Linked DNA regions of Homo sapiens: region 2 is linked to region 1. The links are chromatin loops, found by intact Hi-C in ENCODE. Cell type or tissue: PC-9. All regions are shown on one strand. Each heading gives the region's core, and the rest is flanking DNA. Links, peaks and the distances in the headings are about the cores only.

The links. Hi-C counts contacts between places; a loop is a spot of excess contacts. Peaks named below come from ENCODE experiments on the same cell type or tissue, not always from the same donor. Only the 100,000 strongest peaks of a DNase experiment are listed, where the experiment ranks them.
Region 2: it touches region 1 in a loop (11-fold over the local background); 6 of 110 quality-filtered maps call a loop at or near these places.

Annotation. Positions count from the first base shown.
Region 1 is chr6:158,053,158-158,069,758 of GRCh38, forward strand. SYNJ2 (synaptojanin 2) reads left to right here. Exons shown (of 27, transcript NM_003898.4): 6 at 1,810-1,871; 7 at 6,100-6,196; 8 at 8,835-9,007; 9 at 10,634-10,715; 10 at 11,444-11,593; 11 at 11,669-11,834; 12 at 13,287-13,478; 13 at 15,490-15,571; 14 at 16,376-16,516. Among named protein-coding and RNA genes, the nearest start is that of SYNJ2-IT1, 60 kb to the left of the region's middle. RefSeq lists an enhancer at 15,825-16,601. In PC-9, for the core only: no CTCF peak of the experiment used is centred there; DNase peaks (open chromatin) are centred at 4,454, 7,454, 7,904 and 8,664; H3K4me3 peaks cover 1,571 bases; H3K27ac peaks cover 5,800 bases.
Region 2 is chr6:157,826,881-157,843,481 of GRCh38, forward strand. The region is part of intron 1 of SNX9 (sorting nexin 9); the gene reads left to right. Among named protein-coding and RNA genes, the nearest start is that of SNX9, 12 kb to the left of the region's middle. RefSeq lists enhancers at 3,212-3,950, 14,730-14,879 and a silencer at 15,397-15,691. In PC-9, for the core only: no CTCF peak of the experiment used is centred there; DNase peaks (open chromatin) are centred at 6,851 and 7,151; H3K4me3 peaks cover 418 bases; H3K27ac peaks cover 3,965 bases.

The DNA of each region.
Region 1 (16,601 bases), core at 2,754-10,753:
TGATGCTGTATCCTTCTCAGGGTACCAGATCTGGAGGCACACGGTGTCCATCTGCCACTCATTAGTGATGTTAATTTTGGTCACCCAGTCAAGGTGCTATTCAGTTTCTCCACTTACGGTTAATATGTTTTCCCTTCCAACTAATCAGCAATCTATGGGAGACACTTTGAGACCATGCTGGTATCCTGCCTTTTACTAAACTTTCCCTTAAGATTTATCATCAACAGATAATTTTTGCTGAACAATTATTTACTATGACAGTTGTAAAATGATGATTTTTAAATGATTTCCTCCAAATTTATTACTTGGTATTCTACTATAGAGCCCTCTCTTGTTCCCCATTCACCCACCTACACACCCACCCACCTGCACACTGATTCACCCATCTGTCACCCATTAACCCATCCATTCATCCACTCATTCACCCACCCACCTGCTTATCCACTCATCGTCCACCTATCTACCCACCCATCCACCTATCCACCTACTTGTCTACCCACCATCCACCCATCCCTCTATCCAGCCAGTCATCCATCCATCCATCCAGTCATCCACCCATCCAGCCATCCAGCCATCAATCCACCCAGCCATCCACCCATCCATGCACCCACCCATCCACCCACCCACTCACCCACTTACCTATCCATCCATCTTTCATCTACCCATTCACCCACCCATCCATCCATCCTCACATTCACCTGTCCATCCATCCACCCACCTATCCATCTACTGATGCATCCACTGATCCATCCATCCACCCACCCATTCTCTTATCCACCTTTCTATCCATCCACTGATCCATCCATCCACCCACCCATCCATCCATCCCCATTCACCCATCCATCTATCCATTCAGTCGCCCATCTATTCACCCATCCATCCATCCCCCCATTCATCCATCCACCCATTATCCATCCATTCAGCCATCCACCCATCCATTCACCCATTCATCTATCCATCCACTCACCCACCCACCTACCCATCCACCCATCTATCCATCCACTCAGCTATCCATCCATCCATCCATCCATCCATCCACTCAGCTATTCATCCATCCACCCACCCATCCATCCACTCAGCTATTCATTCATCCATCCATCCACCCACCTACCCATCCACCCAGCTATTCATCCATCCATCCATCCATCCATCTATTCACCCATCTAGTTATCATCAGTATAGATTCATGAATTTCTATTTTATTCATCAGGTTAAAATCCATTACTGTCCTCATACAGTTTGATGTTCAGATTGTCCCAGATTTGGCCAGCAAAAGCCCCTTTAAGCTGACTCCAGCAACAATATGTATTTTAAATGTATTTTCTAAAACTAAGTTGAGTATTAAATAAATAGTTCTATTAATAATAAGGCAAATTTGATCATTAGGATGACTCAGATTTTAGGGGGAAATTAGTGTCCCTGAAGGCATAAAGGAGACTGAGAAGCAGTTTCTGTCTCCACAGTTGGCTTCACTGACCTCTGTGCTATCAGAGAGCTTAGGATCTGACATCTGCCTCATCATCTTACCCTGGATCTGCTTTCTGTGGAAGAATTGCAGCAGACATGGTCATGTTGCAGTTAGGACTGGGCAGCAGCAAAGCCAGACTCGAGGCACCTAGACCTGAGTTTGGAGCACTGTTAGCTGAATCCAGAGAGCTCAGCCTTCCTGAGCCCTGAAGAGACCACAGAGGTGGCCTAGTGGGTGCCACATGCAGCCTGGCTGGGAGTAAGAAGGAGAATGGGAAAAACCATGGCCTCCTTGGTTTGCAGAGAAGGAAGAATCACTGTTGTTACTTCTCTTTGCTTTAGGTTGGCTCCCATCATCTGAGACTCCACAGAGGCCTGGAAGCCAATGCCCCTGCTTTCGACAGGTAGGGATTGTCTGACACCATCCAAGCCTGTCATTGTCATCCTTAGACATCGTCCTCCCATCAGACACAAGGGAGAGGGTGCGACGGGAAAGGGAGGACCCTGAACCCTGAATCTAAAGCTGCTTTCCCTTTGGTCCTTTATGCAAGAAGGGAGATGACAAAATGGGATTTTTACTTTGTTCTCAGGTTTCCTGAAGGTAAATTAATGAATGTTCAGGTAGCACTTTATAATTATTTTATCTTACCAGTTTCTTGCAATGAGGCTTCATCTCTATGCCCTGGTTAATAAGGGATCATCTAAATTATAGGGTATTTGAAGCTGTTTGTTTTTTGTTTTAAAATAGTATAGAATAAATAAGTATAGAAAAGTATAAAGTGAAAAATAAAAGTACCCTAACTCCCAGTTACCACTCTCAGAGATTTTACTATTAGTAGTTTTTTACATGTCATTCTAGAAAACAATTTTGGCATTTTATGTGTGTGTGTGTGTGTGTGTGTGTGTGTGTGTATTTAAATACACAAATTGGATCATAACACATTTACTGTTTTGCAGCTTGCTTAAGAAAAGCAGAGCTATTTGTAATATGTATTTGAAATAATAACTTCTTAAAAGATTTGCTTATTTAATCTAAATACTCAATATTTTAAAATTGTCTTAGTGAATATAGTAAAAATTCTCGAAAGTAATGTGTTAAGTGTTTGAGTCCTTCTACCTGAAGCTTTATTGAGACTTTAAGTTTGCTTTCATACTCTTGTTAAACATAACACTTGTCATATGAGCCCAGATGTGACCCCCTGATTAGTGTGTGACATGTAATGCGCTTTTCTTTAAAGAGATATTTAATCAAGTATAGACAAGACCATTGCCTTTTCCAAAGCATTATTAGTATGTCCTGAGCATTCTACATGCGGAGTTCTTTCAGTTGACATTCATCTATACTAAATTGTCTTAGGAAATAGTGAACATGAAACCAAAAATGAAATTCTACCTGGCTGAGCTTGGTGGCTCAGATTTTAGGGAGTCGCCTGGGTGACAGAGCGAGACTCCATCTCAAAACAAAACAAACAAAAAACAAAAATATTCTACCCGAAGCTGACCCAAAACAAGAGGGAAGGGTCATGCTGGGTTCGCTTCAGGAACCCTCCTATGTTTAGGAGCTTTCTTAAAAAATACATACATCTAGTTGAAGCACATTTGCATAGACTGCAGATTTTTCAGAATCCTGGTAATGCATGGTGTGTGAGATGCACGTACCACAGAGAATGAGACCTCTCTCTCCTCACAAGCACCCCAGAGGCTGCCTTGCCCCTTGGAAAGCATTCCTAAATCTAGGGGTACACTTAGATCTCTTCTGCAAATCACAGGACAAGCTGCTGAAAGGGTGAGTCTTTCTACAGGCAGCTACTGTGTCCAGGAAGTCTCTTCTGTAATGCTTCTTACCCACGACACTGGGCTGGAGGCAGGAGCCCTCCCGTTCCCTTGCAGGTGCTGCTGCTCTCATGTTCATTGCTGACTATGTTCCCCTCATTCGAGATAACGTTTGGAAATAAGGTGACATGTCTGCCTAGTGGCCGCAGTGGGGCACCATGAGGGTCCCCCTGAAAGCAGGCTGCCCAGGTCCTCGATGGTGTCCCTGGACTGGCATGTGCATTGTCCTGGGTGCTTCCCAATTCTCTTCTCTGGGACATCACTGCGCTCTCAAGAGTCGTGCGGTTCTCTGATGGATTTGGTTGAGAGTAAATCCTTTCTTTCCCCCGCAAAACCTTCACACAGATAGTTTTTCTTCCCAGAGGATGCTTGTTTTCCTTTGCCTGAGCTGCATGGGTGCCCCTGTTAGCCGAGGCGGTCTCTTGTCACTTTGCTGTATGTGCTCCATATCTGAGGAGGGCTGTTTGCAGCAGGACTTTGGCTGCAGCTGCTTGAGTGGGGTCTTGTCATCTCTGTGTGGTGATGAGTCTCGGTGGAAGGGCTAACCTTTCACAGGGCGGTGCCTCAGTCTCTCCTCACAGGACAGTGAACCCCTTCTCCTTCCCCGCCCCGCTCTGCGGGCGGCTGCTGTGCACATCAGGGTGTGCTGAACTCTTGGTCCCTCCCTGAAGATGAGAAGGATGCTTCCAAATAGAAATCTGATTCCTCAGTATCCCGAAAAACTCCTGTTTTCCAAGTAGCTTCCTATGACAGTAACCCGTAGGCAGGGGAAGTGAAAAAAAGGCCTCAATGCTCAGGGTGACCCAGGAAGAAGCCCGTATGATGCCGACCTTGCTGCTGGTGCCAGCGTCCCCTTACACCCTGGGTGCCAGCGCTCCCTTACGCCCTGGGTGCCAGCGTCCCCTTACCTGGGTCGGCAGGGCCTCTCAGCTCACCAATAACGAGCATTTTACAATAAAGGGAAAGAAAGAGGAACCACGTCCCACACACCAAGCACTGTCCTTGTCACTTTCACTCGTCTTTTTAGTCCTCCTCGCCATTCTCCGCAGGAGGGGAAGTAGCCCTGCTTTATAGATGAAGGAGCCAGCTCAGAAGGGATGAATCATTTGATCAGGGGAGTTTGGGGTTGGGACAGCATAGAGTAATGATGAGGAATAGTGAGTAATAATGAGTAATAACAGTTTCCTTCTGGCCCTGGGCTTTGGAACCAGTTGAGAAGAAGGGGCAGGAATGAGACAGGAAGAGATCAGAAATGGGCCTTGTTTCCGATGAGCCACATTGTGGGATGTGGCTTGGATGTGTGGCCACGGTGGGCTCCCTCACCAGGGGCAGAGCCTGCACGTGTCAGAGCCAGGCCTGGGATGCACCTTCTCTGGGCAGACCGACCCAAAAGAAAGCCCACAAGGGCTGAAGCCACACACAGCCCGCCCCAGGGCTGCCTGGAGCTGCACGTGGAGACGGGAGCCCGGGAGGGTGCTCACCCTTAACTTAGGCCAGGGAGTCAGCAGGCAAGCCTAACTTCAAACTACCCACTTCAAAATCCATAGTCTTTCTACTACTGTCCCTTAAAGTTAGTAAGAGAATGTTTTCTCTTACTGCATAAGAAAAAAAATGATTTTTTTCATGATCATTATTAGCTCTTTAAAAAATTCCGCTCATAAACGTGTCATTACAGAAATTTGGAAAAGAGAAAGATGTTTAAAGAAGAAAAGAACTTGAATCATATAAAATTCTACCACTTTTGACATCATGTGTTTTTTTCCAGTGTTTTTTCTATATTTAGGCATAAAGATTGCACCATTAAACGATAATTTGACATCTGCTTTTTGCATTGTATCATTTCCCTATGTTTTGTTTAAGGCACTACATTTCAACATGTTTAAATTTGAAATGTAAGGTTACTTTTAAAAAGCTGGTGATCAAGAATAAATATTGGAATCTCTCCCTAATATTTCAACATACATATTTAGAAAGTAGCTTCCAATACAAGGAATGTTTTCCAAAGCCTGCAAGTTTTGTTGTATCTCCTTGTTGTGGTTTAGCATAATGCAATATAGCACTTAGATTGAAAACAGGATGCTGAGTTGAGAGCTCTCCTGCCAGTTGTTCTAGTTTTGAGAAGGGTGGGTACCAAGCAAAATAAGAGATTCATTTCACACATGTGCACATTGCATGTGTAAGACTCTAGCCCAGGCACGGTGGCTTATGCCTGTAATCCCAACACTTTGGGACGCTGAGGTGGGAAGATTGCTTGAAGCCAGGAGTTCGAGACCAGCCTGGACAACATAGCAAGACCCTGTCTCTATGAAAAATAAATAAGTAAAAATTAGCCAGATGTGGTGGCATGTACCTGTAGTCCCTATTACTTGAGAGGCTGAGTTGGGAGGATTGCTTGAGCCCAGGAGTTTGAGGCAGCAGTGAGCTATGATCGTGCCACTGCACTCTAGCCTGGACAACAGACTGAGATCCTGTCTCAAAAACAAAATTCTCTTGATGAAAGTTCAGGTTAGGTGTTCTAGATATAATGGGAGGTGCTTTATAGAAAGTGCAGCATATCCTTTGTCTGATTCCAAACAAATGTAGAAGTCTACGCTAGCTAGTAGTAATGGCAGCTGGGAGGTGCAGGTTCTCTCCACCCAGGCTCATTTTCCACGATTTGGGTCATGGGGGACAGCTGGTCCTGGACTGTGGCACTAAGAAAGCATGACTCCTGCCCCGTCTTCCCTTGAGGGGCAGAACAGGGCAGAGTCTGCACCTGTGCCCGTGCCCAGCATCACGCCCACCCCGCTGCCTTTGCAGGCACATGGTGCTTCTGAAGGAGCAGTACGGGCAGCAGGTGGTCGTGAACCTTCTGGGAAGCAGAGGCGGAGAGGAGGTGCTCAACAGAGCCTTCAAGGTAAGGCCAGGCTGTCCTCTCCACAGCTGGGCTGGGCGGCAGGTGGCCATGGTGGAGCGTTGAGCCTGGAGGTGGCTCCTGCAGGGACTGGAGCTGACAGCCCAGCCCTCCTTCGTTTCCTGAGGCTTCCCCAGCATTCCGACCAGTGAACACGGCAGTGCTCAGTGACTCGGGCCCTGATACAGTGAGTGTAATTTCTTTTCTTTTTTTTTTTTTTTAAGACAGAGTTTGGCTCTTGTCGCTCAGGCTGGAGTGCAGTGGTGCAATCTCAGCTCACTGCAACCTCTGCCTCCCAGGTACAAGCGATTCTCCTCCCTCAGCCTCCCAAGTAGCTGGGATTACAGGCACTTGCCACCACGCCTGGCTAATTTTTGTATTTTTAGTAGAGACGGGGTTTCACCATGTTGTTCAGGTTGGTCAAGAACTCCTGACCTCAGGTGATCCACCCGCCTCGGCCTCCCAAAGTGCTGGGATTGCAGGCGTGAGCCACCGCGCCCGGCCTAGTGAGTGTAATTTCTGTGAGCTGATGGTTGGGAGAATTTGCTCAAAGTCAAAACAGAGCATCTCCTGTCCCCAGCCATGTGTCCCTTACCCTCCCTCCCCATGGGGCTTTGAGGGCTTCTGACCTCTCAAGGTACCCCTCTCAGTCCAGCCCAGGAGCAGGCAGGCCTCCCTTTCTGCCCTGGCTGGTCCTGGGTGAGTTCCCCCAGCCCCACAGGGCACCCGGCCTCAGGGCTCAGGAGCAGGAACTTCGGTGGCTTTCCCCTGCTTGCCGGCTGGCCTTCAAATTTCCCCCTCTTCCTCGGGCTTTCATGGCAGCTCCTGGACCTGCTGCTGCTGGGCTCCTGTGGGCTCCTTCAGACTTCCTTGGGGGGCTTTTCCTGGCGATCCTGGACAGATCCTGGGCAGGGTCACAGAGCCATGGGAGCAAGAGACTCCGCCCACCTGGCCAGGTTCCATCCCTGTGCATGGATCCCAGGCCTCCAGCCCCCGCCCCCTGCTCCCCAGGCGCAAGACGTTCCAGAATGAGCCAAGGGGGCTCCTGGTTCCTTTACCAGCCTCCATGTCCCCTGCCTAATAGAGAAAAACTCTCTCGTTGTTTAAAGCTCAAAGATATCCCTTACAGAGAGAGCTCGAAGTCGCCTCACTGGGGGTTAGGGCGATCTCTGAGCCTTTCCCTCTGCTTAGAAATGCCACATGCTCATGCTCAGAGCAGGCACTTCCTGGTTGCCAATTTTATTTGGCCAGACCTGCTTTTCCTGTTTGGTTTGTTGCTATTAGCAACGAGCTCCAGAAGTGTCTCCCTTCCCACCCATCTTGGCAGTGATGCTGGCTGCTAATTTGAAGGAAGAAGGGAAAAAGCTAAAAAATAAGAATAATAATAAGAACCCCAAGTCCTTTTCCCCTATGCCTTGAGTTGTGGCCCCTCCCATCAGTGGGTGAAGTGCCCGGCACTGGTGAGGGCGGGAGATGGCAGCCACCTCATGCGGAGAAGGGTGGGCTCCTGGCCAGGTAGGGAGGGGCACTCTAGCTGAAGACCTGGGTCATGGCCCTGCCTGGGGTGGCCCTCAGCCACCTCAGCTTGGCCCAGACCAAGGTTGGTGGCCCAGCAGCCTGCCCAGGGCCCAATGGCCATCAGTCCTGCTGGATGAAGCACTGGCTGTGGAATGCATGGCACTGAGCCACCAGGCACTGTTGGGCTCCTCCAGCTTCTTGCTCACAGCAAGACTTGCTTGATGATGGCAGCACTGCATTGATTTACACTCAGACCTATCACAGGCAGTCACGTTGAGTCAGATCAGATGACCCCCAAGTCCTTCTAGTCCTTCCAAGTCACTAGGACCTCTGGCTGGGCAGAGGCTGGACTGGCCTGACCTGAAGCCACAAGGGCATGAGTGCAGGGTGAGAGGCCTGGAAGCCGGGTGGCCTGGGTAGGCGGACAGTTTGTCCTTCATCACGGGGCTCTCTGGGGAGAAAGCCAGGGAGCTGCCAGGCCAGGGAAGCCTCATATGGAAGGGAGGGCTCTTAAGGGCATCCTGGTGCCATCAGCAGCCCCTTGACCTGCTTCCCATCTCTCCCCACCTTCACTCTGGCTCCCTGACCATCCTGAAGTAGCATCGGGATGTGGGACCCACCTGGGCCACTTCAGCTGGAGACTTGGTCTCTTCAGAGCATAACCACCAGAGGCTGGTGCGCGGCAGGATGGGGCCGGTTACTAGGGCAACGGGGAGCTGGATTATGAGCTCTGCAGCCTGCCACAGCACTGCTATCTCTGAGGGCCTGGGGCACCTGGGCCACCTGAAGAACAGAGCAGTCCTTCCTCACCTGTGCCCTCCAGAGAGCCCTGCAGGAGTATGATCTCTCCAGGAAGCCACACCTGCTCTGGCTTCTTTTGCTCAAGGGGGACCTTCTGCCCTTTCGCAGGCAAGACGCTCTTTGTGGGTTTTGTCCCCCCAGGGCCTTTGTCCTGTGCTTCCCTTTTGGGGTCAACTGCCTGGTCCACTGTGAGCTTCCAGCTAAAGCACGTCCTGCGGCGAGTCACCTTGGTTAGCCGCACGGGTCAAGCTCTGCAAGGAGCTTGCCCTCCTCGTCCTCCCTTCCCTCTGCTCCCCTCACCGCCCTCCCCTCCTCTTTTCAGAAGCTGCTCTGGGCTTCTTGCCACGCGGGCGACACGCCTATGATCAATTTTGACTTCCATCAGTTTGCCAAAGGTGGGAAGCTAGAGAAATTGGAGACCCTCTTGAGGCCACAGTTAAAGCTGCACTGGGAAGACTTCGATGTGTTCACAAAGGGGGAGAACGTCAGTCCACGGTGAGGCTCGCTGCGCACTGTGCCGCGTCTTCTGCTGGGGGGAAGCGTCAGTCCACGGTGAGGCTCGCTGCGTGCTGTGCCTTCTGCTGGGTGAGGCGGCAGAGGGGCCGTGCAGTCTAGGACATGTGCCCTATGAGGGGCAGCTTCCTTCCCTCCCCACTCAGTTACCCTTGTGGTTTCCTGGGTCATAAGCTTGGCGACGCCGGGAATCTTGGGTTCCAGCTTCTCATCTCCCTTCCCACAGTAGGAGACAGGCTTTTGAATTTCTCAAGGAGATGTTGAGTCATGGTTTTCTGGCAAAAGAAATGAACTAATAAAGGGGACTGCATTAAAACATGGAGCTCCACGCTGTGACGCAGGCCTGTGAGAGTGAGGGCCACAGTCGCGGTGGGATGGCTGGCATAGACTTAGATTGCTAGAGGAGACCAGGGTATGGACTTCCCTGTTCAGAGCAGAGGAGAAAAACGAAGTCCAGTTCCCTCAGGTCACATGCAGGGGGTCCTCATTATTTGCAGATTCCATATTGGCTTATTTACCTATTCCTTAAAACTGATTTGTAACCCCAAAATCAGTATGCAAAGCATTTTTGCTGGACAGAGTATTTAAATACTCTGGCCTCGTATTTAAACAAGTTTCCTTTTTAAGATTTAGTACCATGTTTTTCACATTTGTGGGGTCTTTGTTAGGGGCCCCCCTTTGTTCGGGGATCTCATGGTTTAGAATGGCCCCAAGCAGTGTGCCGAAGAGCTGTCTAGTACTTCTGAGCACAAGAAGGTGGTGATGTGCTTTATGGAGAAAATGCACGTTAAGATAAGCTTTGTCCCTATATGAGCTACAGTGCTGTCGGCCATGGTTCAGTGTTAATTAAGCAAATATATATATTCAATAAGGTGTCTTTATATGGAAACATACATAAAACAAGGTTGTATATTGATCAGTTGATAAAAATGTGACCAGAGGTTTGCAGGAACCTAACCCTATATTTCCCCTAGGAGCGATGGTTCTGTGTTCATGTCCAATTCAGTGTTCCTACAACTTTATAGAACATAATTGCTATAAATAACAAGGACCAGCTAAACGTAAAACGACCCAGCTGTGCAGGCTACTGAGTGTGTGTCCTGGGGTCTGCCTGCCTTTCCAGAAGTGCTGGGGATCCACTGGGATGGACACTGGGGTTTCTGGGGGGCTATTGATGAGGAGGTGAGGGGTTCCCTCTTAGAACATGTTTCCTCACACCTGTAATCCCAGCACTTTGGAAGGCTGAGGTGGGCGGATCACAAGGTCAGGAGTTCGAGACTAGCCTGGCCAATGTGGTGAAACACCGTCTGTACTAAAAATACAAAAATTAGCCGGGTGTGATGGCACGCACCTGTAGTCCCAGCTACTTGGAAGGCTGAGACAGGAGAATCGCTTGAACCTGGGAGGCGGAGGTTGCAGTGAGCCGAGATCATGCCATTGCACTCCAGCTTGGGTGACAGAGGTGAGACTCTGTCTCAAAAAAAAAAAAAAAAAAAAAAAAAAAACCATGTTTCCTTGGGAGTCAAAAGTCAGACATGGGCCTCTGTGCTATGGCCACTGCTTCTTTGAAAACAACATATAACCGTTTACATTTCTTCTTGTCCTAAGTTTTCAGAAAGGCACTTTGCGGATGAACTGTCTTGACTGCCTGGACCGAACCAACACTGTGCAGAGCTTCATCGCGCTCGAGGTGCGTCCCTGCCACAGCCTTTTCGGCCATCTGTGCCAGGTCCTGTGACTTCAGCTGGACAGGCTGGGCTGAGCACCTTTAGCGGCAAGATGAGGGTGGCATCACCAAGACAACCTTCTGACTATGGGGAAGGTGGACAGGGAGACACTGGGACATCCAGAGAGGGGTTCCCCAGGAGGCTGCTTTCTCTGTCGTAGGCACACTTTCTCACACCCTCTTGTGAAATGCATCCCAGACATGGTGGCCCAAAGGCTCCTCGGGAACAGCGGTTGTGTGTAATGATTATCGTGGATGCACCATTGGCCAAAGGCAGTGTGAGGCTGGCCGGATGAGGCTGGATTTGAAGCTGGGGAGGGAGACCTCTGTCTGCATGGCCCCAGCTGCCTGGTTGACCTCTCCTGGCTGGGGGGTCGGGGGTAGGGTCAGCACCCCCTGCTGTCCACCACTGTTTGCTCTTCAGCCTCTGGCATTGGGTGGGGCGGGGCGGGGTGCAGGGGCGTTCAAGTGTCAGGGGGTGAGAGGAGGGCTTGGGTGGACCCTATAGATAAAGTTGGGGTGAGATGTGGGAAGTCACTCTCTGCTGTGGGAACTCCTCATCCTCTGGAGGGGCACAGAGTCTTCCAGGCACAGCGTAATCCACAGGCTGCCGAATAAGGAACCTCCTGGGACAGTGGCTGCAGGGCCTCTGTGGGAGAAGCCAGTGACAGCCATCCCTTATTCCTCCCCAGGTCCTGCATCTGCAGCTCAAGACCCTGGGGCTGAGTTCAAAACCCATCGTTGACCGCTTTGTGGAGTCCTTCAAAGCCATGTGGTCTCTGAATGGCCACAGCCTGAGCAAGGTGTTCACAGGCAGCAGAGCCCTGGAAGGGAAGGCCAAGGTAGGGCCCCGCCGAGGGGGCAGGGTGGGGGCCCCAGGGACCCCCCTCACGGCCTGCGGTCTGGGCTCTCGGCAGGTGGGGAAGCTGAAGGATGGAGCCCGGTCCATGTCTCGAACCATCCAGTCCAACTTCTTCGACGGGGTGAAGCAGGAGGCCATCAAGCTGCTGCTGGTTGGGGACGTCTACGGCGAGGAGGTGGCAGACAAAGGGGGCATGCTGCTGGACAGCACGGCGCTCCTGGGTAGGGCCTGCCGCAGACAGGGCGAGGCAGGGAGGTAGGGTGCTCCCCAGCCCCACTTTCCCACCGCCTCTGTGCTATCCAGAGAGCGGGTGGCAGAGGTGCCTGGGATCTGAGCAGTGGACCATGCACCTTGCAGCTGTCACTGCCTCTCCCGGGAGCCTGCGCTTTCCTGCTGGGCCTGGGAGCTCACGCTTCCTCTGTCTCGGCTTGGACTGTGTTTCCATCCTGAGAAGCGAGAGACACCAGGCGGGCTCAGGGAGAGGCCGTGCACTCTCCTAAACGCATCGGTGCCTTTGAATGCTAACCTACTCCAGAAACTTCCTCAGCTGCCTGGGCTCTTGGGCCCTTAGCAGGTGATGTTGGCTTTGGGAGCTTCCCATGAAGTTGGCCTCCAGTTTCTCTCTTGGCCCCTGAGGACCCTGTGGAAACAGAGAAGGAGGATGCTGTCATCCCCTGGGGATGAGGGCACCTTCTGGTCTCAGCGGCAAGACATCGTGATTCCATCAATATAGGAGGTTCCTTTGGGAGCATTTTAATGGCATCTTCTTACCTGAGCCTGTAAACATATTAGGTCTCATGGAAAAGTAGGGGAAACCCAGCATTTTTCCTTATAAGAATGTACAAGTGTCGCTTTAGAAATGTCAGGTGTTTTTGAAAAATGAACTAGCCCATGCTTAAAATGGGTTCACGGCCCTTTCCACTGTCACCGTCACTGGGGGAGCTCTAATTTGGCTTCCGATAGGCACGGTGATATTTAGTTTCTACTCTGGAAACAGTGCCAGCTCTGTAAAAGGTGAACAAAGCTCCATGTTGTACAGTGAGTCTTATTTAATAGCAAGGCAGACATGAGTTAGATTTGGTTTACATCACAAGTTTAAAAGGTGGAATATATTTTGGCTATCTAGAGGATGGAGATGGTTCTGTGTAGTGACTTTTTAAAGCCTTAAGTCTGGGGCAAAACAAAACATATCAGACATGCAGGCTGGAAGGCAGAGGATGCAAAGGTGGCTGTCTGGGTTGGTAAGACACTTAAAGTTATAGTGTATATGGATGCATACACAATGAAATATGGTCAGTTACAGCATGCCCTTGCTTAAATTCCTATGCCTTGTTCTTCTACGGAGTGGACAGTGAGGACACGGCTTTTCCCTGTCGTGTCTGAGATCCCTATGGTCTGATGTCCCATGGCTTCTGGCTTCAGTTGGGGGTAGGGGTATAGACGGTGAGTTTCCAGTCTTATGTTTTCACGCCTTTATTGTAGAAATGCCATAAGGGAAGCCCCGTGGTGACCGTGGTTTTAAGCCTTTTGTCGTCTTCGTAAGGAGCATACCCTGGTTTATCTCTAGAGGCTCATGAACCATCTGTCTCTGCCAGGCAGCCTCATCTGTCTTTTTGGAGGATGCCTGAGCTTTGGAACTGCAAAGAAATGTGCCTTTTTATGCCTCCTGACAGTGACTCCCAGGATCCTGAAAGCTATGACTGAGCGTCAGTCCGAATTCACAAATTTCAAGCGGATCCGGATTGCTATGGGGACCTGGAACGTGAACGGAGGAAAGCAGTTCCGGAGCAACGTGCTCAGGACGGCGGAGCTGACAGACTGGCTGCTCGACTCGCCCCAGCTCTCGGGAGCTACCGACTCCCAGGGTGAGGGCAGTGACTTTGGGGGAGACAAAATCCAATTGCACCTAACCTGACATGTCACGCTTGACCCTTTAGTGGCCATCGTCTTGTGGAATTTCATCTTTGGTGTCTTCCCTCCTCACAATGTCTAAATAGCACCATGGCCTGACTCTCAAGAATGCTGCCTCGCAAGTAACTGACCTTTTTCCTTTCCCAGATGTTTAGAAGAGTTAGCAGATGGTGAATCTCTCTTTTCTCTTTGCATACAGTGATGGTGAAGTCTTAGGCTTTCATCAGTAGAATCTTTTCGTCACCAGTCGGAAGGTGTGGCTTCTAGGGCCATGTAACTGTGAGGTTGGGAGCCAAGCCTGTCTTCGGTGTTTTGTTTTTGTTTTTTGTTTTGTTTTGTTGTTGTTTGTTTTTTTGAGACAAGTTTCACTCTTGTCACCCAGGCTAGAGTGTAGTGACGCAATCTCGGCTCACTGCAACCTCCATCTCCAAGGTTCAAGCAGTTATCCTGCCTCAGCCTCTCGAGTAGCTGGGATTACAGGCGCCCACCACCACGCCCAGCTAATTTTTGTATTTTTAGTAGAGATGGGGTTTTGCCATGTTGGCCAGGCTGGTCTCGAACTCCTGACCTCAGGGGATCCCTCTGCCACAGCCTCCCAAAGTGCTGGGATTACAGGCATGCGCCACCGCGCCTGGCCCTGCCTTCAGTGTTGATATTGACCAAGAACAGCTCATCCCTGCCTCTCCCCAAACCAACTCTATTAATCTGCTTTAAGTAGTCACAAAATAATTCATGTGCTATTTAGGAATAAAATAATTCCAAATGTTGACACCTCACCTTTTATCTTGTAAGATACACTATTGAATGGCCCCAGAACTTAGGATCTGAAGAATAAATGATTCTTGTCCAGTCATCGTTGACTCGGGCCTTGGTTTTTTTGTTTGTTTGTTTTTTGTTTTGCTTCCTTGGACTCAGGAACTTGTGGTTCAGGTTTTTGCCTGTTGGTGAGTGACCTGTGGTCTAGCTGACATGCAGTGGCCCATGTGTACATTCATGCCCCACAGCTGCCTGGGTAGTACCCAGAGCCCCATCCCTTCCTGTGCACACGCCATCTGTGCCCTCCTTTCTGCCTCCAAGGGCAGGTGGCAGAGTCCACCATTCAGAGCCACTGGGGCTCTCTGTGTCGGTGGTAGCCTGGGTTGCTGCTTGTGGTGCCTCCAGAAGCCATTCAGGATGCCCTCCGGAGCAGGCCCATCAACGCGGAGAGTGCTTAGCACAGCCGTGGCTCAAGAGCCGTCCCTCCAGTCCCCACGAAAGTGACTCCTCTTCTTTTCCCTGCAGGAAGGTGTGCATGTTTTTAGCAAGCTGGCTGGTATTTTGCAGGGGATTTTTTTGGGGTAGACACTAGCAGGCTCCCCAGCAGTCCCACTAGAGATACACCAGGTTCCAGAGAAGGAAAGGAGTGCTGTGGTTACTATTGCCAAGCAGATCAGACAGAGGGACGGGGATTGTTTTATTTAAAAAAAAAAAAAAAAAAAGCTTTAAGTCAGGGAAACTAGAGGTTCCAGGTTGCCCATTGTGGTCAACAGAGAAGGAAGTGGACAGCCTGCCTGGCCTCTCGCTGACAGAGGCCATGTCCTCCTAGCTGGACCCTGGGGAGGTGGGCCTCTCACTTTCTGCAGCAGCTGGAGCCATGACTGGGCTTGGTGGCTCAGGAGCCTGGGTGTCAGAGGTCGTGACTGGACAGATTCAGTCAATGGCTACAAGGTTATATTAAATTCTGACCTCCCCTGTTCAAAGGGAACAGAATGGACGGAGGGCCCCTCTGGGCTCACTGCTGCATTTAAGCCAGGCATTTCTGAAGCAGATTCCACTGGGGCAGTTCCCAGCAGCAATGGTAGCCACCTGGAGTTGGACTCAGGCAGTGGACAGCATGACTCGGGAGAGGGCACTGGGGAGCCCCATGAACTCGTAATGCGGGACTTGGCGGTTCTGACTTCTGTCATCTCTTGCCTTGCTCCCCAGATGACAGCAGCCCAGCTGACATATTTGCTGTGGGGTTTGAAGAGATGGTGGAATTGAGCGCAGGGAATATTGTCAATGCCAGGTAAGGGGCCAGGTGTGCGGGGCCAGGCAGGGACTTCCTGAGTCAGGTGCCTGGCTGGGAGCAGAGCCTCTGAGGCTCTCCGGGAGCCAGCCTGCTTCTGAGCCAGCTAAGCTGTGGCCCTGGCTGTGTGGGGATCTCTCACCTGGCTCCTTCTCTATGCTCACACATGCACCACCCCGTTCTTTCCCTGCCACTTAGGAAGTAAAAGGAAGGGCTGATGATTGCTGTGTTTTCTTTGCAGTGCTCTGGCCTCGGCCACTTGTTGAGGCTAATTTATGCTGCCAGAGGGAGCTGGCATGTGTGGACCTGGGGTGCAGGGGAAGGGCGGGGCTGGGACTGGGAGAGTAGTTGACTCATGTTTCCTGGGGAGAGGTGAGAAAGTGTGAGTGCCGGGAAGAGGTACTTTCTTCCTGCACACCAGGGCAAAGGAAAAAATCAAAACCACTGGATTTTTATTTGATATGAAGTCAACTGGGCGCTCCCCCCACCCCCTGCTGAACTGGCCTGGCTTTATTTTAAGGAACTTTCTGAACAAATAAATAAGACTGACTCTGTGGGGCTGCTATGAGAAGGTCCTGGGTTGGGTTTCAGGGGTCAAGGGAGGGCTGCTGTGATGTGTGAGGCATAGCCAAAAACACGCAGATCCTCCAGTAGAAGAAGGAAAGCATGACACTAATATTGGGGTGCGGGCAGCGTGAAATCAGTTCTGCAAACAGAATAGGCTTGGGCTGGAGCATTTGGTAGGTGGGAGATAGATGTACTTCCAGCTACCTGTAAACAGCATCCTTTCCTTTTCTCTTCCAGTACTACCAACAAGAAGATGTGGGGTGAACAGCTTCAGAAAGCCATCTCACGCTCTCATAGATACATTCTGTTGACTTCGGCACAGCTGGTGGGCGTCTGTCTTTATATCTTTGTACGTCCATACCATGTCCCGTTCATCAGGTAAGAACATTCTGTTTACACACATCTGGGGAACAAGGGGTTGTTAGTCTTTGTGTTTTGTTCTTTGACTTCCCCCTCCTCCCCC
Region 2 (16,601 bases), core at 1,955-9,954, 230 kb before region 1:
ATATAAATATATATTATAGTTTATATAATATATAAAATATATTATAGTTTATATAATATATAAAATATATTATAGTTTATATAATATATACATATATATTATAGTTTATATAATATATACATATATATTATAGTTTATATAATATATACATATATATTATAGTTTATATAATATATAAACATATATTATAGTTTATATAATATATAAACATATATTATAGTTTATATAATATATACATATATATTATAGTTTATATAATATATACATATATATTATAGTTTATATAATATATAAACATATATTATAGTTTATATAATATATAAACATATATTATAGTTTATATAATATATAAACATATATTATAGTTTATATAATATATAAACATATATTATAGTTTATATAATATATAAACATATATTATAGTTTATATAATATATAAACATATATTATAGTTTATATAATATATAAACATATATTATAGTTTATATAATATATAAACATATATTATAGTTTATATAATATATAAACATATATTATAGTTTATATAATATATAAACATATATTATAGTTTATATAATATATAAACTTATAGTTTATATAATATATAAACTTATAGTTTATATAATATATAAACATATAGTTTATATAATATATAAACATATATTATATTATAGTTTATATAATATATAAATATATATTATATTATAGTTTATATATATATGAGATATATAAATATATAATACATTGTCAGTCATCCTGTTTTATTTAAAAGATCAAGTTCTGGAAAAGAAATGAAGAATTTTTTTTCAGTGTCTGTCAAAGGGGACATGAAGAAAATTGTTAGTGGAGGTTAATCCATATCTATATAATTTAGCTGTAATTTCTACGTCAAAGTTAACCTTCAGTCACTAATTTGGATCCTTTTGTGCTTACATAGTCACCTTTAGGCTAACTATAACAAGATTCTAGGAGTTCCTGATGCTTTTTTTTTTTTTTTAACTCTTCGGTTCCAATACCTAAAGTTATACACATGTGTTACACAGCTTGTCTGGTTAAATTAAGTGGGTATGGAATGTTAAAAATAATGGTAGGGAATAAATGAATTACTTAAGACTTGTTTATTCCATGCATAGATTAGTGAGAACAATTCAGAAGGCATACTTTGTAGCCCCTCCAGAGCAGAAACTTCTTTATTTGACGACTAGAATAGAAATATCTTTCTAACAGGTCTTAAGGATTAAAGTTGATTTTTATGGCTTTTAAAATGTTTGGAAAATGCTAACCATTTAACTTTGTATAACAGTAGTATTTTCTATGTGTCTTAAGTAGAGTGTGCAGTATTTGTATAGTCAAAGATAAGTTCTGTGACAGTAGAAAGATGAACAAGTCTCATTAAAGAAGGAATAGATTAGAAAGCATAAAAATGTTGCAGTTTTTCTACTGTGCCTTGTTTTTATATTGACCATCTGAAAATTAAATTATAGTTTTACTTTAATTGTCCACTTAAAACTTTGTAGCTTTGCAGTACTGCTGTTTCTTTTCTGGAATGCTGTTCTCCCTTGTCCTTCCCTAGGTACTTTGTTTTTAGATGTTAAGTTTTTATGATTATGATTATTATTATTTTTTTTTTGGAGACAGGGTCTCACTTTGTCATCCAGGCTGGAGTGCAGTGGCACGAACACAGCTCACGGCAGTCTCGACTTCCCTGGCTCAGGTGATCCTTCCACCTCAGTCTCCCAAGTAGCTGGGACTACAGGTGTGCACCACCATGCCCAGCTACTTTTTGTATTTTTTGTAGAGATGGGGTTTCACCATGTGTCCTGAACTGAGGTGATCCTTCCTCCTCAGCCCCGCAAAGTATTGGGATTACAGGTTTGAGACACTACGCCTGGCCACATATTAGGTCTTAATGCGTCTAAGCATCACTTCCCCGGGAAAGCCTTTCCTGATGTCCCCGCCCCTGTTTCAGGGTCACATTACACACCCCGACTGCCATTTTATATTTGTTTCTATAACTGATGGCTGGCTCCTTTGAATGCTGTCAGCCTCAAGAAGCTGAGACTGTTTGTGATCACTTTTGTATCTTCAATGACAAGTTTAAAAGAGCAAAAATATATTCTAGTGAGATAAGTGACTCGATTATTGAAGTAGAAAACTATTAATCCCCAGCTGTAAGCTTTTGTTCTTTTAATCATGTGTTTTAGTGTATTTGTTAAAAGTGTATACAGGTACAACACAAAATTTACATCTGCAGCTTAGGTATTGGCAATTATATTTTTTAAAACATAATCAATTTTACTAATGATTACATGAGAAATTGCCTGATGTTTTAAGGTAGTTGGAACAAGCTTCATATTTCTGAGACTTTAAAGAGTTGTCTTTAACCTACAAGTTGTCAGAATTGTCTTTAATTTCCAAATGTATTGGGTTTTTCTCTTTCTTGTTGGTGATTTCTAACTTGATTGCATTGTGATCAGGGAGCCTAATTAAAATCAATACTGTACCTGGAAATTTGTTGAGGCTAACTTTATTCCCAGCATACAGTCAGCTTTTATGTTTCACCTGTGCACAAAAAGAGTATACATATTATTGATGTGTGTGTCTATTCTGTATGCTCTATGTCCACTAGACTTACTGTGCTGTTTATATGTATATCCTTACTAATTGTGTTCCTCTATTTGATCTGTTGTATCTAACTGATCCTCTGTCTACTTGATGGTGATGCTAAAATGGTGAATTTAAAAATTTTCTCTACATTTACAATTAGTATTATTTTCTAGGTGAATTGAAGTTTTTATCATTATGAAGTGAACCTCTTTACCTCTGGTAATGCATTTTTTCTTAAAGACTATATTTCTAATGTTAATGTGATTTCACTAGCTTTTGGTAAATATTTCCCAGATATATAAAAGCCAATAGCTGAATTTTACCTTTTTATCCAGTCTGATCTTGGTGCCTGCCTGTACAGCATTGTGTTTACTGATATATTTGGATTTCTGTCTACCATCTTATAGATTGTAGGAGCCCACTCCCAACTTTGTGGAAGGTTTGTGTTATAAGTCTCTTTTTTCCAGTGGTTATCATAAGGATGTTAACATTAAAGTCTGAAATTACTTAATATCATTAGCCTTTTCCTGAATTACAAAAAGACATAAGGTTATTTAACTCCAGTCATCTCCCCCAATATGATCAATTATTGCCCAGTATTTTAGTTATATCTTTTTCACCACAAATTGAACATTATTTTTATACAGTTAAATGTTTTAGATCTAATCATATTGTACTGTGTCTTTGCTTACTGTTTCTTCTTACATTTCAGTCTTTTCTTGAGATAATTTCCCTTCCATCTAAAATGAATTGGAATTTCCATTGAGAAGGTATGTTGTTGGTAAATCTCTTATATGTCTCTTAGGTATGAAAATTACCCTGGTCTTGAAAGAGTTCTAGGTTGACAGCATTTTCTCCTAGTACAATGAAGGTATTCTTCCTTTGTTTTCTACTGGCTTTGACATTTGCTGCTGGGAAGCCAGTTAGCTAATTATTGTTCCTTTGTCCGTGGTGTGACTCCTCACTGGCTGTTTTTAACTTTCTCAGTTTTAGTATTTTGCAGTTTGACTGTAGTGTGTCCATGTGTGGATTTTAGTTGCACAGCTTGGGTTTCCTGGGTATCTTGGATCTGAGGACAGGTGCTACGTTAGTTCTAGAACAGTGCTGTTCAGTGTACTCTTTGTGATGATGTTCTACATCTGTGCCGTCCATATGGTAACTGCCTGCCTCTTGTGGCTAACAAGAACTTGAAATGTGGTTAGTGTGACTGAGGAACTGTGTTTAAATTTTAATTTCAGTAGCCACATGTGGCTAATGGCTACTTTATAGGTGAGTGCAGCTCTAGAAAATTCTCAGCGGTTATTCATGAAAATTGCCTTTTCTCCATTCTTTCTTTCTGGAACTCTAGTAACATGAAAAGGACCGATGGAAATCTAACTTCCCATCTGTCAACCTGTCATGTTTTCTTTGTGCTACATTCTGGATGATTTCATTTGTTCTTACCTTCTGTTCACTATTCTTTCCTCAGTCAGGCCAAATCTGCTCTTTTATTCATCCATTTAATTTTCAGTTTCGGTTATCTTCTATTTTTAGAAATTGTATTTGGTTCTATTTCAAATCTGCTTATCATTCATTATAGTTTCTGGTTCTTTGCTCATATTTTTAAGCTTCTCTTAAGCATGTCAAAACATTAATAGTTTTCCGTCCTAATCTCAGAAGTCTGATTCAGCCATCCGTTTCTGCACATTCTCACTCATGGTGCTTTGTTTTCTTGTGTGTTTTGTGATTTGATTTGATTTTTCCTTGAGTTGCTTGTTTTCCTTGGAACTTCCTCTGTGGGAATCCTATTACCTAGATTGAGGTTGTATCCTTCCAGGGAGGATTTGTGTGTGCTGATACCAGTCTCCTGGGGACATTACATCCTTGGAGTCACTATATCTTTAATTCCTGGCTTAATGTTTTCTCAGCCATACTGGGTAGAATAAATATGGACCTGGCATCTCAGGAGAAATTTTCCTCATCCCCACTACTCTGTATCAATGATGAGACATTTCCTTGCACACAGGTTTTCCTCTTTACCCTTATGCTGAGGTCCTTTTGGAGTCCCAGCTTGTAGCTTAATACAGGACACTTTGTGTGTTGCCTCCCCTGCCCCCACACAGTCCCCAGAGCACAGAGCCAGGCTCCCAGGTTTGTGGAGTCTCCCAGCGGGAAATCCTGCCTCAGCACATGTGTTCTCCCAGGGTTTCTGCTTTCACTTCCTTTGTGGCCTCTCCGGAGCCTTTCCTTTTGTGCTAACTCAGCAGTGTGTTTCAAAAGGTGTTTAGTTTGTATCTTTTGCTTTTAATATTTTATTCAGCACTTCAGTTGTTTCAGTCTGGCAGTGGCTCAGGTATTAGCTTGCTCTAGTTGCTGGAACAAAATCCAAGTCAGAGCATCTTTATAGCAGACTGTCAAGTGAAGGGAGTGGAATATGTGCATGAAAGTGTTAATCTGATCTTTGCAGAGGGAAAGGTCAAAAAGTTGTTAAGCATTTTGGTTGAAACCAAACCTTCAGTCAAGCTGTCAAACTGTGGGCATTTCAAAACTTTCCAATTGATATTTCTTTGTCATTTTTCTTTTGACTATTAAAAGCACATGATAGACTACTTACTAATTTCTAGGCATTGTAAATGCAGTGTTTAAGGATGCTATTCAGTCTGACTGAATTTTTCTAAGTTATTTGTAGTATCTGAAAATCGAGTCATATGGTATTATTACCCACAGGGACAGTACTCAGAAGTCACAGATTTGTGATTGTTCATTAAGTCAGACACTTAACTTTAGGGATAAATTAAAGAGGGGGAAATGCAGCTTCATTCTGTTGCCTATCACCCGTTGTCATCCACAACTCATTCATTTGAACTTCAGATGTGCCAGGTCCTCTGGGATGTCAGTATGAAAGGCCTGTCCTTGTACTCAAAGGGCACAATGTCTTGAAGGAGGGCAGGCTGTCTGCAGGGGCACAGTGCAGGCTCCTGGCACAGTTCCTCAAGCCCAGAGGCTTTCAAAGGACCCAAGTCTTGAAATGTCTGTGTATTAGTCTGTTCTCATGCTGCTATGAAGAAATACCCGAGGCTAGGTAATTTATAAAGAAAAGAGATTTAAATGACTCACAGTTCCAAAGGGCTGGAGAGGCCTCAGGAAGCTTACAAATCCATGGTGGAAGGGGAAGCAAACATGTCCTTCTTCACATGGCAGCAGGAAGAAGTGCCGAGCAAAAGGGGGAAAACCCTTATAAAACCATCAGATCTTGTGAGAATTCATGAGAACAGCATGGGGGTAACTGCCCCCATGATTCAATTACCCCCACCAGGTGCCTCCCACAACATGTGGGGATTATGGGAACTACAATTCAAGATGAGATCTGGGGAGACACAGCCAAACCATATCAGTCTGTTACTTAGTACTTTGAGTGAGTTTTAAACCTTACTCTATCACTTCAGTTGCTTCAAAAATACTTCCATAGTACAGCTCCACAGTCTGCAAGTCCAGACTTTGCCTTGTCAGATCCCAGATATTCAGTTCAGCAGACATTTCAGTAGCTATTTTGTGCCACTTGGATGCTGGGAATAAAGATTTGGATCCTCCCTAGGACAGTTGACATTCAGATATTAATGAATTGGTGTATTTAAAATGTGCGAGTTTAAATGTATTTCCTAATTTAAATTCACAGAAAAAGGCTTGAAAATTTAGACGTATGTATAAATAGTTGCCTATTGCATAGTGGCTGCACATAAGAAGTTTTTTTATGTTTTAGTTTGTTTTATAGTCTCAAGATTTTAAGTAATGAATATTTGCTGCTTTTGTAACAAGGAAAAAAAAGATTTTTTTTTAATTAAAAACTTACTGTCTTTAGGCCTCTAAAGCAGATTCCCAAACTTATATACCTTCTGTTAATTTGTTTCAAATTGTACTAGGTTGGAAAAATTTTTTAATGCTTACACATAGTAAGGGCACTTCAATAGAAGAATGCTAATGCATTCAGGATTACAAATATTATTTTGTAATTTTCTTAAGTATGGTACTTAAGGAAATTTTCTTCTTCCAGGGGAAAAAAAGAGTATGTTTTAAAAGTAGCTTTAAAACATAACTGAAAACTTACTGAACAACTAGCACTGAATCTGAAGGTGTTACAAATTGCTGTTTCATAAATACATTGGTAATTTTACCTGCCACCATGTGCCTTCTCCCTCAGGAGCTTAGAAGAGGCAGGGTGGTTAATTCTTTGTGGTTAGGCAGGGTTTCCAGCACTGCACTTCTCCTCCCGCCTTCCTAAACCATGACTCAGATTTTAGAGTCAAGAGTTGAATAATATGATTTTACAGTTGTTTTGTTGATGCATCAGATTTACTTTGTCCCGTGACTATCTACCAGTATTGCCGAACTGAACTGGGTCCATTTGCCCATGTAGTGGAAAGCCAAACACTGAAGCACCAGGTTTTTGTAGTGAGAGAGGCTTATTGCCAGACAGCTGAGCAAGGAGACAGGAGTTGGACTTAAGTCTGTCTCTCCACGCTGGGGGCTACGTCAGGTTTTGTACTTAGAGGTAATGAGGCGTGATCTGATTGGATCTTGCAGTGGGGTGATGCTGGAGGCATAATCTGACTGGATCCTGCCATGGGGTGACACCAGGGCTTGATCTGATCGGATTTTGGATCCTGCCATGTGGTGTCCACTGTGGTTTTTTTTTTTTTTTTTTTTTTTTTTTTTTTTTTTGAGTCAGGGTCTCTCTTCTGTTGCCCAGGCTGAAGTGCAGTGGTGCAACCTCCACTGACTGCAGCTCAACCTCCTGGGCTCCAGCGATCCTCTCACCTCAACATCCTGAGTAAGCTGACACCACAAAGTGCGTGCCAGCACACCTGGCTAATTTAAAAGAATTTTTTTTTTTTTTTGTAGAGACGGGGTCTCAGTCTGTTCCTCAGGCTGGAGTGCAGTGGCATGATAATAACTCACTGCAGCCTTGAACTCCTGGGCTTAAGTGATTCTCCCACCTCAGCCTCACAAGTAGCTTGGACTACAGCTGTGTGCCACCCCCCCGGCCAATTTTTTAAATTTTTTTTTCTTTAGTAGAATTGAGGTCTCGCCATGTTCCCCAGGTTGGTCTCAAACTCCTAGGCTCAAACGATCCTCCTGTGTCAGCCTCCCAAAGAATTGTGATTACAGCCTCCCAAACTGTTAGTGTCCACTTCTTAATTCAGTGCTCATTCCTCATGCCCATTCCATTCCAAGTGCCCATCTGAGCACGTGGGTTCTATCCATGGCTGCACACTTAGTTTTGGGCATGCTCTGGTGATGTGACGTTCAACCTGGAGGTCCATGCCAACTGAAAAGCAGCTCATAACTTTGTTACATAAAAGTTGAACCAGATTAGTCTGATGCAATTCCAACAGTATGTAAAGCGTATTCAATGTCCTTGCAACCCCTAAAAGCTCCAAAACCCTAGGAAATCAATACCCGTTAGGTTACTGAGATCTGTGGTTACAATAGGTTGAGCTGTCTGAATCATCTAAAGCCAAGATGATACCAAAAAGTATAGACATTTTAAATTTAATTTTATTTTTGAGACAGAGTCTTACTTTGTCACCCAGGCTGGAGTGCAGTGGCATGATCTCAGCTCACTGCAACCTCCACCTCCTGGGTTCAAGCAGTTCTCCTGCCTCAGCCTCCCAGGCAACTGGGATTACAGATGTGTGCCACCACGCTCAGCTAATTTCTGTATTTTTAGTGGAGATGGGGTTTCACCATATTGGCCAGCCCAGTTTCAAACTCCTGACACCAAGTGATCCACCTGCCTCGGCCCCTCAAAGTGCTGGGATTACAGGCGTGAGTCACCATGCCCAGCCAAGATTTTTAAAATATTCTAATATTTACTTCTATTAGAGTTCAATTACTATATAATGACCAAAAGCAAAGTTTTCAGCCTTTAAAAACCCATTCCCCTTCTTTTTTTTTTTTTTTTTTTAAATAGAGTCTTGCTCTGTTGCCCAGGCTGGAGTCCAGTGGTGCAAACATGGCTCATTGAAGCCTTGAACTCCCACACTGAAGCAATCCTCCTGCCTCATCCTCTTGAGTATCTGTGATATGGTTAGGCTTCGTGTCCCCACCCAAATCTCATCTTGAATTGTAATCGCTGTAATCTCCAAGTGTCACAGGAGGGACCAGGTGGAGGTAATTGAATCACGGGGTCGATTTCCCCCATGCTGACTGAGCTGATGGTTTTATAAGGGGTTCTTCCACCTTCACTCAGTACTTCTCCTTCCTGCCACCTTGTGAAGAAGGTGCCTTGCTTCCCCTTCACTTTCCATCGTGGTTCATGAGGCCTCCCTAGCCATGCTGAACTGTGAGTCAATTAAACCTCTTTCCTGTATAAATTACCCAGTCTTGGGCAGTTCTTTATAGCCGTGTGAAAACAGACTAATACAGTCTGGGACCACAGGCATACACCACCATGCCTAGCCATTTATTTTTTATTTTGGTTGAGAAGGGTCTCACTCTGTTGCTCAGGGTGGAGTGCCGTGGCGTGATCTGGGCTCACAGCAGCAGCCTCGACCTCCCAGGCACAAGCAATCCTTCTGCCTCAGCCTCCCAAGTAGCTGGGACTACAGGCACATGCCACCAGAGCCAGCTAATATTTAATTTTTTGTTTGTTTGTTTGTTTGTTTGTAGAGACAGGGTCTCTCTATGTGCCCAGGCTGATCTTGAACTTCTGGGCTCAAACATTCCTCCTGCCTCAGCCTCCCAAAGTGCTGGGATTATAGCCATTACCCTTTTTGATAAGTGGAAACATCTTGTGCACGTTCTGGAGTTTTCATTATGAAAGTGATAGATAGTGATTCTCTAAAATGCTACAAGTATTAAATTTTTTTCTCAAACTCCCCTCTTCTCTGATTCATTAGGACTCTCTTCTATACAGAAAGATATGGCAATGGTAATAAGCTTCCATCTGAGAGAGAAATTGAACTCTTGCTAAAGTGATGATATTTCCTAAGGATTAGGAATTAATGGTAGAGCTGTGGTACTCTAACTAGCTGTATCACAGTCACCAACCCGGGGAGCTTGTTAAATCACACAGAGTTTCTGATTCAGGAGGTCTGGGGTGGGGCTGAGAACACACATTTCTTTTCTTTCTTTTTTTTTTTTTGATACAGAGTCTTACTCTCGCCCAGGCTGGAGTGCAGTGGCGCGATCTCAGCTCACTGCAAACTCCGCCTCCCAGGTTCACGCCATTTTCCTGCCTCAGCCTCCCAAGTAGCTGGGACTACAGGCACCCACTACCATGCCTGGCTAATTTTTTTGTATTTTTAGTAGAGACGGGGTTTCACCATGTTAGCCCGGATGGTCTCGATCTCCTGACCTCGTGATCCGCCCACCTTGTCCTCCCAAAGTGCTGGGATTACAGGCGTGAGCCACCGCGCCCGGCCGAGAACACACATTTCTACCAGTTCCCAGGTGATGCTGATGCTGCTGGTCTAGGGACCTAACTTCCAGAACCACTATTGTGAGGGATGGAAAAATAAAAGAAAGAACTTGGGTTCTGTCCTTGGTTGGTCCCTAAGATCTGTGAGGCCGTAAATTGGGTGGCTGCACTAGCATGCCGTGTGCAGTGAACACTTGTGTCTTGCTTAAAGGATTATTTTATCTAACTGGGTTCATATGATGCAGAAAATCACAGATCCGTAAAATATTCTCAGAAGCTATTTAGTTTCTCGCCAACTTGTAGTGTTGTCAGTAACTTTTCAGTTCTTTTGATTGATCGTTGGTATTATATGCAAAATGTCTCAACACTGTTACAATCTCACATTACCATGGAGGCTGGTTACTACTCTTCCTATTGCCTTTTAAGTTAGCCAGAAAACATGCGATACAGTTTTGTGTGTTATTAAAACAGTAATCAGTCCAGATTTATTTGCATTGTATAATATGTTCCTACCGTGATTATATAATGAAAATAACTTTTAATTCACTAGGAGAGAAGAATCCTGTTCTTAAATTACTTATAAGTCAGATAATACATGCCTTTGTGTAAATCCAGTTTTTAATGTTATTTGTGTGGTAAGTACCCATACCTAATTTTGATGAATTTGAATTTCAGCGGCTTCATTTTTCCTGTTTGCCCACTTAGAAGCTTTAAGGAAGTAAAGAAACAAATGTTTGTCAAAGCTAGAAAAAAGAATGTAGTCCCCAAACTAGGTAAATCTACCTCTGAATAATCAAATCCACCCATGTATTATTATAGGACCCATATGCATGAAGGCATGGGCATGCTGTCTGTGTTCATATGACCTGTCTCTGCAGTCAGTAAGAAGTAACGGGTGTCTAAATAAGAGAAGGGCAGCAGATCGTGAAGCCGTCGTTGGCATTTAAACAAGGTGGCAACTGAACTGCACTGTTCAGTTTCTTGTGGGTTCCGTGAACAGCATATGCTGTACCATTAATTATGGAAGGAATACATGTAATTGTTGGCTGTGGTTAACATTAGAATATTATTATGCATGAACATCAAGGGATATTGACAGAAATATTCAGTATGCTACATTGCTTCCAAAAATCAAATTTTGTTTGTTTTTTTGAGACAGAACCTCACCCTGTTGCCCAGGCTGGAGTACAGTAGCAGCTCACTGCAGCCCCAATTTCCCGGGCTCGAACAATCTTTCCACCTCAGCCTCCCAAGTAGCTGGGACTACAGGCATGCATCACCATGCCTGGCTAATTTTTGTATTTTTTATAGAGATGGTGTTTTGCCATGTTGCCCAGGCTGGTCTTGAACTCCTGGGCTCAAGCAGTCTGCCCACCTCAGCCTCCCAAAGTGCTAGGGTTACAGGCATGAACCACTGTGCTCGACCAATAATTTTTTTTTTTTTTATTCAACAGTCTCTCTCTAGAATTTATACTGTAAGTGAAAATGCATGTATATTTTTCTATCCAGAGAATTTACAGTCTAATGGAGAACACAGACACTTAGATATCTTCCATTAGGTGTACGGTTGCTGTGGTAAAAGTATGTATACATAGTGTACAGTGAGATAGCTCAGTATTTGGAGTCAGAAATGAGACCCTCTGACCTGTTTCCCTCCATTTAGCCATTGGAAACTTAAGAGTAAAAATAAATGTATATCAATAAAGAGCCATAGTGTGAAAATTTTATGTAGAAGTGCTAAATATTCTGACATTATGTTACTCATGATGTAGAAGAGGATCATTTCTCTAGTTTAGGGAATGGTGTTAAATACTTGAAGGCATGTTTAGTTTGAGGTCTCATTTAAAGAGCTCCTATTTTAGTGACTGACCTTGCAGGACAGAAAGTACATTTTAGAGAAGTGTAAATGTCCACTTTCCCTGGTTGTACTCTAAAATTTTATCTGGCACTGGTTAAACTAAGCCACTCTTAGGAACCAGTGAACATTCGAGGCAAGTAGTCTGTGCCCAGGCTTGTTCTAAATCCTTTGTGGCCGAGGACATAGCGTCTTGGAATGGTTAAAATGGATCTGCTCCTTTTGATTTCCAGGTAAGCTGTTGTTTGATGTGTTTTGTTTACCTGGTTTGCAATACCCAGAGCTTATTCTAGAGAAGGGATTCCCAGCTGGTGAATTGTCAGGGGATCTTTAACTCTTTAAAATGTATATAGATTCGGTTAATAAAATACAGGTTTACTTAAAAACGCTGGACTTCATAGTACCTTTTTGGTGTTAGGTATCAATGAATTGTCCTTGTGTATAATTACTGTTATATGTGTGTGGGGATGTATATATGTAATGAATTAATGTTGAGGTCATTGGCATTCCTCTGTGATTCATTATAGCTGTTACATAAAAGCCTATTTCCCCTATTAGTGTTTTGTTTCTCTTGAATTTTATATTTAGAATAAAAGAGAAATTATGTCTTTTATTAGAGATGCAATGAATGAATAAAATTAGTTCTACCTGATTATGAAGCATATGTATTTTCATGTAATGGTGATATAGCATAGAGATTAGGAGCCTGGGTTCAAATCCCAGTCCAGTTATTAATACATTACTTTGAAAAGTTACTTACTGCTTCACTTTCCTTATCTGTAAAATACAAATAATTGAATGGATTCAGGTGTGAATTCCATTGCACAGTCCAAGTGGGGGAAAAATTATAATTTTGCTTTTCTGTAATAATTTACAACAAATTACATCCCCGTCCTGCTGGGGAAGCAGACCTATAATATTTTAGTTCCCAGGCCACCGCCTCTTGCCCAGGGTGAAGCATAATTTGAGGGTGGGGATGGTAACCTAGTGCCATGGCCTTGAAGGTGTGACCCCATCTTGCCCTCCAGTCTCCTCTTTAGGCCTTTCCTCCTGCCCCTCAGTTTAGTAACTCTCTCCACCACTTCCTTGCTGTGCTGCTTGAGGACATGGTAACCACCTTGCTGGTTGTGCGCAGTATTGGGGCGTGAATCTCTGCAAAGCTCAGACCTTTCTGTCTTAATGTGATACATAGCTGTTTGGATTCTCCTATCCTCTCCGGTTGTTTCATGGTTTCACTAGGGTTCTGAAAGCAGGTGAAAAAAAACAAGAAAGCCTCACTGGGAAGGTGACACTCAGGTAGAGATCTGAGGGAAGGTGGGGGTGTCTTTGGATCTCGGGAAAGAGCAGACCCTCAGGCTGGTGCTTGGGGTGTCTTTGGATCTCGGGAAAGAGCAGACCCTCAGGCTGGTGCTTGGGGTGTCTTTGGATCTCGGGAAAGAGCAGACCCTCAGGCTGGTGCTTGGGGTGTCTTTGGATCTCGGGAAAGAGCAGACCCTCAGGCTGGTGCTTGCACAGTGAGGCCAGAGCTGAGGGAGCTCAGGGAAGAGGGGCTGCTCCCCAGGCTGAGGAGGCCCAGGCGACCACGGGGGCTTTGACATTTATTTGGCAATAAAACCATTGGAGGGTTTTCACCACACCCAAAATGACTGACTTTTACAAAAAATACTTTCTTTCTTTCTTTTCTTTCTTTTCTTTCCTTTCTTTCCTTTCCTTCCTTCCTTCCTTCTCCCTTCTCTCTCTCTCTCTCTTTCTTTCTCTTTCTTTCTTCTTTCTTTTTTAAAGAGTTGAGCTTGCCTTTATTACCCAAAGCTAACTGCAGGAGTTAACAGTCAGTTTGCTTTGATACTGGATTTAAGCCTTATTTTATCCCTTCTTAAAACTTAATTGATTGTATCTTATTAAAGCCACACTAGGAAAATCCTGTGCTCCATTTAAGTCAATCAGTAAGAGAGCTTCAGAAGGATTGACACAGTATCCTTCTCTATATGAGGAATACCCCAGTCAAATCAGCTGGGAGAAAAAACTTTGTAAAGAAATTTTTAAAAACCTCTATTATTTTGCATTCGAGATTTTGTCTGATAGAAAATTTCAGATTATGTTTCCTGGATATACTGAAAGTGAATACAAACGGCTCATCAGACCATTTGGCTGTTACCGTTATGCTGTTCACTCGACTGGTGGCCACATAGACATAAGCAAAGTACTTGCAGACTGCTGGATTTCTGACTGATGAAACCATTTCTGATCAGCGACTCACTGCATTTCTCTTCCGATGAGGGTCACTGTTTGCAGGGTGTCTGGTATAAACTTCCTGAAGCCCCAGCAGTCTTGAGAGCAGCAGTAGAAGAAAGCAGCTGGAACCCTGAGAACTGGGGCAGAATGCTGTTATGGGCTAAGAAGAAATGGCATCATCTTGGCTTAGAATTTGGAGATTCAATGAATCTTTATTCTTTCATGGTTCCATTAAGTGATTATTTTTAATATGAATTAGATCACTGGAATTTCATATTAGTCATGCTGAAAAATTCCACATCTGTGTGTTTTAATTTAGGGTCTTCAAGATGAAGGGCATCCCCCAATGATTAGGAGAGGCACAAGATAGAAATACAGATTTTATTACCTACAGGCCCTGGGAGTACACAGCAATCCTGGAGGTCACACACAGGATGGTCAGGGAGCTTGAAGGTCAGGAATTGTGAAGGGAGAGAGAGAGATTGAGACCTACCTAGAGACCCATGGGCCTTCATGGGGTCCAAACAGGTTTCCCCCAGGGAGGTTTAATTGGTTCCAGGAGGTCACACTGTGACTGCACAGCCCATGTGGGGTGTGGGGATCGGGGCCAGTGAAGTAGGCTGTGTGTAGCTTTCCCATGGGGAGGTGGTTGCCAGGAGGAAGTTGTCTAAGGCAGGTATCTGTATTAGTCATGTTGAGGAACTGGGAGGAGGTGTAGAACTGCACCCTCTGCCATGTCCAGGGTGACAGAGCCCTGCTTCTGCTACGACAAGGTCCCACTTATCTTCAAAGTGCATGCTGAGGCAACATAAAATGATAAGAATTTACTACACTGTGACTTTTAAACTATCATCTCAATGGTTTGGCATGATTCAATATTTTCTATTTTAACTTTTTATTTATAAAAATTTTAAACATGGACAAAAGTAGAACAGCACAGTGACACTCCCCTGTGTACTCATCACCCACCTCCACAGTGATCCTGGCCCGTTTTGTTTCCTCTAGCCTCCCCTCCCCTATTTTCCCCTTTCCTCATTATTTTGAAGCAAATTCCAGACATCGTTTCATGATAAGTATTTTAATATATATCTCCAAAACTGTAGACTTAAATAACTGTAATTCCTGTTATACTTAAAAATTCAGAATACATTCTTAATATCTTCAAATATCCAGTCTGTTGGTAGGCAGTGTAAACATATTCATAAATTAAGTTTGCTGTATCTATTAAGTTGCTTGATAGTATTAAGGTGAGAACAGTGCCATCTCTTACTGGTTGACATTTGTATGAGTCTGCCCATGTTAATGTAAAACAGATTTGCCACAGGTAATGTGACCATACAGGTAACATAATCTAACAGTTAAAAAATATATGCATGTCTTGCTTTTATCTTGTTGACTCCAGTGCTCTTATCAAAATCCTCATGATGCAACTGCCCAATGGGTTCACCATCACCACTGCCTAGACAGAATCGATTTATCAAGACAGGGGGATTGCAATGGAGTAAGAGTAATTCACGTAGAGCTGGCTGTGCGGGAGACCTGAGTTTGTTAGTCAGTCTCCCCGAGCATTTGGGGATTGGAGTTTTTAAAGATAATTTGGTGTTTTTAAAGATAATTTGGTGGGTAGGGGCTTGGGAAGTGGGGAGTGCTGATTGGTCAGGTTGCAGATGGAATCTTAAGGGGTTGAAGTTAGGTTTTCTTAATGTCTTCTGTTCCTGGGTTGGATGGCAGAACTGGTTGGGCCAGGTTACTGGTCTGAGTCCATCAAGTGCAGGGTCTGCAAATATCTTAATCACTGATCTTAGGTTTTACAATAGTGATGTTATCCCCAGGAGCAATTTGGGGAGGTTCAGACTCTTGGAGCCAGAGGCTACATGACCCCGAAATTGTAATTTCTTGTAGTTATTTTGTTAGTCCTGCAAAGGCAGACTGGACCCCAGACAAGAAGGGGGTCTTTTCAGGAAAGGGCTGTTACCAATTTTGTTTCAGAGTCAAACCATGGATCAAATTCTTTCCCAAAGTTAGTTCTGGCCTGTGCTCAGGAATGAACAAGGACAGCTTAAAGGTTACAAGCAAGATAGAGTTGGTTAGGTCTGATTTCTTTCAGTGTCATAATTTCCTCAATTATAATTTTGCAAAGGTGGTTTCAAGGAGATGAAGCCTTCTAAGCCTTTCTGTACAGCTTAGGTGGTGCCAGCAATGGGAGGATGCTTAGGACAAGGGTTGAAGAATTGACGAAAATGAAAATTGAAAAAGAAATATAGCTGACCCTTGAACAATGTGGGGGTTAGGAGCACCGACCGCCTGCCCAGTTGAAAATTAAAGTATAACTTTCGACTCCCCCAAAACTTAACTACTAATAGCCTGCTGTTGACTGGAAGCCTTATAACGCAAACAGTTAACACATATTTTGTATGTTATATGTATTACATACGGTATTCTTACAGTAAATTAAGCTAAAGAAAATGTTATTGAGAAAATCATAAGGAAGAGAAAATATATTTACTA